2 separate regions of the Homo sapiens genome follow, and region 2 is linked to region 1. A link is an interaction called in ENCODE POLR2A ChIA-PET data of the cell type or tissue named here. Cell type or tissue: PC-3. All regions are shown on one strand. Links, peaks and the distances in the headings refer to the core of each region. The heading gives the core; the rest is flanking DNA.

Region 1 (2,917 bases), core at 1-2,500:
CCTTTCTCTGTACACACCCCAGATATGTGCCAAGCAAATGAGAATGAGGGCCGTTGACAATTAAAGCATAAAGAAGCTAGTCACCAGATTGAGATGGACATGCTGCTAACTGCTGACAGCTTGACCTGAGCAGTCCTAACTTGTATCTGGTCTGTTAGCATTGGGTTAGATTGACTAACAGAGTAAATAAAATTCACCTGTCATAAGACACGCTACATCTGCTATCATCAAGAAACAAATCATCCAGAAGAAACTTTTTTTCATCCTGTGGTCACACCCTTTTCTTAAGAGCTTCTTTTTTAAAATTATGACAAACGAATTTCATTCTTTAAAATCACTTATCTTCTCCCAAACTTGAAGTATTTAAATTAGGTGGTTTTGCTTTTCCCTCTCATTGTTTATTTTTTGGGGATGGATCTAAATGAGTAAGATGAGCAATAAAAGATACCAGAAAGACTGGAGGGATCACAGTGTTTTCATCAGAACTAAGTAGAGGGTCGGTTCCTGCCCTGGTTTTGGGGTAGCTAGAAAAGGAAATCATGAATGCACTGGAAATGTTGGCTCGAGAGAAAAGACTGGCATAGCTCTGCCTCGCAGTGGGTGAGAGCGTATTGATCGTAGGGACCTGCAGAGTTCCTATGACCAGGTGAGTCGGCTCTGAGGAAGGGGTTAGGAAAGCAAGTACAGCTGCATGAAATAGCTGAAGTTCCTTTGGGGTCAGGAAGAGCCGACAATTGTGGGGTTTTGGTTGCTTTTGCTTTGTTTTTGAGTGGGAAGTGTTGCTGGAATCCCCTGAGAACCGAAAGATGCCAGGGGTCAGCAAGGCTATAGAAAAGGCCAGTGGTAACACCTCGTTTTCATCCTAACAGAGGAGTAGGTGCGAATGGCACCAGCATGGATCGTTCCTTTCTTGATCATTACTCATGCTTGCCACTGTAGCAACACAACAAAGCCATGATTGTAATTAATACTAGGCTAAAGACCTTGATCAAAATGGGAGCTCATTTACTGTTCTATGAGGTATGTAAGTAACTTCTCTTCACATTTTCCCTCAGAGATAAACCACACGTGGTAGTCTTGTTTGCGTTAGTACTAAGGTCATGTTTGATCTGTCCCAGACGAGTCGCATATTTCCTGTAGCTGGAGTGTTGCTCACCATAAATGGTCATTTTCAAAAAGTATTGTGTAATTCCAGCTGTACAACTGACCAGTGAGTTATCTGTCATCACTGTTGCCCACATACCCGTCCTTCCTTGTGTAGTTTCATCATCCTCATCCTTCCCACATCTTGCGCAAAATGATTTTCTGTGCTCATTCGGCAATAACTATGTTATTCGGCATACTGTCTTTTTGGCATTTGTTGAAAAATCCAAATGCTTTTAATCCAAAAGATTAATCCAAATCTTTTTTAATCCAAATGATTTTAATCCAAATCCAAATAACAGGAGGTTAAAAAAAAAAAAAAAACTAAGCATTTTTACATGTACACTGAATTGGATCAGCATTATTGTTCATTATAATGCTATATATATTTTTGGAGCAACATACTATAGTTGTCATAAAACTATCTTTATTCTTCTCCTCTAAAGTGCTGTTGTAAATTCATTTGACCTTTACTGCAGGAAAAAAAAAAATCTTTTTTATATAGGATATGAAGACCAAGGCTCAGTCTGTAACAAATAGTGGACCATTACAAAAGAGGAAAGAAAAAAGCCAGGGCTGAGCAGCAAGAAGCTTCAGTTCAATTTCACCTCGTATCTTTCTAATAACATACTTGTCACTTTATTACCTTCCAGTAATGTGAACGCTGCTGACAAGACTGTCACACTAACAGCAGACAACACCCTCTCTGCTTCAGCCCAGCTCTCCTGGCTACTTATTGCCCTGGCCCTGAAGGGACACAAACTAATAGTGTGCTTTCCAGTTCAGCACTTGGCCATCAAATATAAAAGGATGCGTAATTGCCTGTTTATCCCCTTGTGAAGGAGAAATTGACTACAAGGGCTAGGCTTTCCCATCGAGTTCCCTGATGTACACACACATCCACAATCAGTCAGTCTCTCTCTCTCTCTCTCTCTCTCTCTCTCTCTCTCTCTCTCTCTCCCCTCTCTCTCTCCTTCCCTCTTATTCTCCCCTCCTAACATACAAGCACATACACACACCTACTGTATCTGTGGGAAGCCCAAGGCTGCCTCTCGATGCCCTCTCCAGCTATTAAGTGGACAGTAACAAGATGACTTCTTAAATAAAGGGTCAGTAGAGAGATGCTGTCTGTGACGGCATCCTTTGCTTCTTTGAAAACTTAAGTGTTAACAATTCCATCTTGAGAGTAATGGGTGTGGCCCTATAATTAGAGCAAATTTTCCTGCAAGTCAGTGGCATAAGTAAGATTATATTGCCCCCTAATCTGTAGGGAAAAGATTAAAATATTTTTCTTCCCCTTCAAAAAGTGCACATGTTGTAAACTGGTTACGCACAGTGGTCATTTTTTTTTCTTATCCTTGGCATCAAACCATGGACGTAGGTGTACAAATGCATCTTTCAATGACCCCTCCAAATCCATAGTGTAACATGATAGATTAACTTTTGTCAAACTGGACTGACAATCTAAAAAAGATGGCGTCAGGCTTTTGACTTTAATCGTTAAAACAAGGACCACCCTATGAGTAAAAGGTAAATTCTCCACTTTGAAGAACTTTGGTAAGTACAAGTACAGGGAGCTTTAGAAAATCGAGTGATGGGGACCAAAGGTACAAAGGAAGAATACATGAAAATGTTATATTCCAAAATGCCCTGAGCCCAAAGATTGGCTGCTATTTTTGTATATTGAAATACTCAAATGATGGTTGGAAAGTGACTAGTTAGTGACTAAATGAAGTGCAAGATCTATCAAGCGTCTTCTTTCTGGGACTAGGGG
Region 2 (2,917 bases), core at 201-2,700, 370 kb after region 1:
CCACAAAGAATGAAGGTTGGTCATTCAACTTTTCCCTGCAAAACCTGAGTTCATAATTTGTGTTCCAGAAGGTGTGGCCAAGAACTATATTCAATATTAAACTCTGTATTTCTCATTTACGAAATCACCAATAAGGAAATTTCGATAAGCCCTCTTATTTTCAATATCCAAACATCATATTTAATTAATCCAATCCTAGTTTTCTGGGTTAAGTGATATTCACTAAGGTAGGCTAAAAGAAAAAATAATAACATTTCAGAAATATAAATTATTGGAAATCCTGAACCTCAGACACCTGGTTCAGATCAAAATAAGTACTAAAAAATCTTCATTGCCCTCCCTTTACCATGAAACAAAAACCCCAGCTTCTTCGCCTGACTTCTACAGAACATTCCCAGCCTCAGTCTATCTTTCCCACCTAAACTTCCTTTTCTCCTGCATGAGCCATTTGCTCTAGACACCAGATTATTTGCTGTCTTCTAAAAGCTCCTTCATTTTATTTCCTCTGCATTTTCTCTCAGGCCTTTTCCCTGCTCCCAAATGCCTCCCTGCTCCCACTGACCTAGTTGGCCAAATCCGACTAGCTGAAACCTCCACTTCTTCCATGAAATCTGTCCTGAACACACCAATCTGAACAGATTTCTCCTTCCTCTGAGCCCCTGTGGCAAAGGAAGCCCATGTGCTTACTCACCTAGTGCTGCCTTCTGCTACTTTGCCCAGTGTCATCTTGAACTTTCATTAAACATCTTTCCTTGTCATATTTTAATGTTGGGCACCCAATTCTGTCTTTATACCCTAGAGTTAGCTACACACACAGTAGCTGCTCATTAAGAACTTGATGCTTAGATTTGACCCACACGCTTGCAAACACCTCTCCTCAAAAGAAATATTTCTTATGTATAAAGCAAGGGAACTGTAGAAATTCACCCCATCAAATATTTTTGGCTGAAAAAAAAAGAGAGAGTATCTTTGCAGAGTCTCAACAGAAACTATGCATGTGAATGTGTGTTTGGGGTACAGAAGTAGAGAGAAGCTTGTTAATTTTAAAGCCACATAGCATGTTTGGCTAAGACTGTTACTCCATTTGTGTATTTCAACCACGTAAAATACACCCTGGGATTCTGGACTGAGAGAAATAGCCATATAAGGAGAAAACAAGGCATTCCCTATAGCTGCTCTTGTAAAACACTCTATGATTTAACCCTCTGCTCGGACAGATCCAAGCTCCTGCACTTTACAACTGCAAACAATCAAATTCCTGGGAGGAGCTCAGCGTGTGACCTGCACCACTGGGCACAAACAATCACAAACAAAACCTGACAGGTCACCTATGGGGCAGCATGACCAAAGCTTCGCAGCCGCCTGCCTTTCTCTCTGCGGTGGGCCGTCCCAGCTGGAGCAGGCACTGAGATGAGCTCCAGCCCAGAGACAACTCTGAGGGCTCATTAATCCCTTTCCTTCAAGAACTCAGGAATCTGAGGTCTGCCTCCACCTTCTAGATGACAGTCCATCAATCTGCAGAATCCCTTCACTGGGGAGGTGTGGGAGGGAGAAGTGGGGGGATCAAGATAAGGAAAGAGGGGCTCCAGGAACAGAGGCAGGACTGGGCAAAGCGTTGGCCAGCCTCCAACACGATGCCTGTGGCTCTCTGGTGGAGTATGCGTCTGGCTAGGGGCCTCTGTGCTATGCAGAGGAGGGACTGTGGAGTGAGGGGGTAACAGGGCACCCAGCTGGCCCTCACCTTCCCTCCCTTCATCTTGATTGCCATTAACAACAACTCTGTGAGGTGCAGTTTTCTAGATGATGAAACTGAGATTCTGAAAGGTTCCAGTGTCCCTCACATGTAATGAGTAGGCGATGATTAGAAATAAGCTTGTATGCTGTGGCAGACACTGCTCATTTTCTTCTGTTATCCGGTCCAATCTCCTTCCTTCTGGCAATAGAATGAACACAACTCCACCTCCACCCCCCACCCCATTACACACACACACAGAAGCAAGGAAGATGGCTGCCTGGCTGGAGATGGTATTTCCCAGACACCCACGTAGCTCAAGGGGGGCCATGTGACTGAGTGATGATTTCCAAGAAGAGGGACATGAGTAGGAGTAATGTGTGCAAATTCTGGGTCACATCTTTTTAAAGTAGCTGCTTGCCTTTCCCATGGGCTGGGACGCAGATGTAAGAATGAGGAAGAGGACAACCTTAGGGGCTACTGGAGTAGCACAGCAGAAGGAGGCTAGACGAGTTTATGGAACAGCGCCACCTACCTTCCTGGGGCTACCGACCTGCAGGGAAATTAGACTGTTCCGTGAGGAGAAATAATCAGCCTCCTCTGAGCCACTGTATTCTTCCATGTCTTTGTGACAGCCATTTAGCCTACATTCTAACTAACGCATGTGACTTTCTGCAGCCTCAGCTGTGTGTAAAGAATCTTGAGGCCACAATAGCTTGCACTAACTTAAAACGCAGAAGGAAAAAAATCGTAGCCAAGTTACATAACAGCAGTACTCACATGCCAAAATCACCCCCTCCCTGAGTCAAGGCTGGAATAGGGGCCTCAGCCACATGAGGGAGTCCTGCACAGGTGACAGCAAAGGTCAGAGAATCCTGCTCTCTCCTCCCCATAGGAGTTTACTACGGAAAATTTGCCTAAGAAGGACCCTGAACCTCATTGAGCTGGAACCAGAAGCACTATTTGGACAACTCTCATTATCATTCCCAAAATGACTTGTTGAAAAGTCTTCCTCACTAATTTTTAAAGTCAGCTTTACTTCCCTGAGACAGATGTGTTAAAACATCTACTATGATTATAATTTCACAGTTCCTCTTGGGACTTCAAGTTTTGAGACTATCATATTATATATATACTAAAAGTGTTACATTTTGTATAACAACCTTTATCAGTAATCATAAATTT

What was found. Peaks named below come from ENCODE experiments on the same cell type or tissue, not always from the same donor. Only the 100,000 strongest peaks of a DNase experiment are listed, where the experiment ranks them.
Region 2: POLR2A ChIA-PET joins it to region 1 with 6 read pairs; 1 of 35 experiments calls an interaction of 5 or more read pairs at or near these places.

Annotation. Positions count from the first base shown.
Region 1 is chr9:16,411,907-16,414,823 of GRCh38, reverse strand. BNC2 (basonuclin zinc finger protein 2) reads left to right here. Exons shown (of 7, transcript NM_017637.6): 7 at 1-2,917. The region is part of intron 2 of LOC124902125 (a long non-coding RNA gene); the gene reads right to left. Among named protein-coding and RNA genes, the nearest start is that of LINC03041, 140 kb to the right of the region's middle. In PC-3, for the core only: no CTCF peak of the experiment used is centred there; DNase peaks (open chromatin) are centred at 153 and 1,153; H3K4me3 peaks cover 597 bases; H3K27ac peaks cover 2,326 bases.
Region 2 is chr9:16,038,922-16,041,838 of GRCh38, reverse strand. It overlaps a transcript of CCDC171 not described here. Among named protein-coding and RNA genes, the nearest start is that of LINC03041, 240 kb to the left of the region's middle. In PC-3, for the core only: no CTCF peak of the experiment used is centred there; a DNase peak (open chromatin) is centred at 1,238; H3K27ac peaks cover 1,749 bases.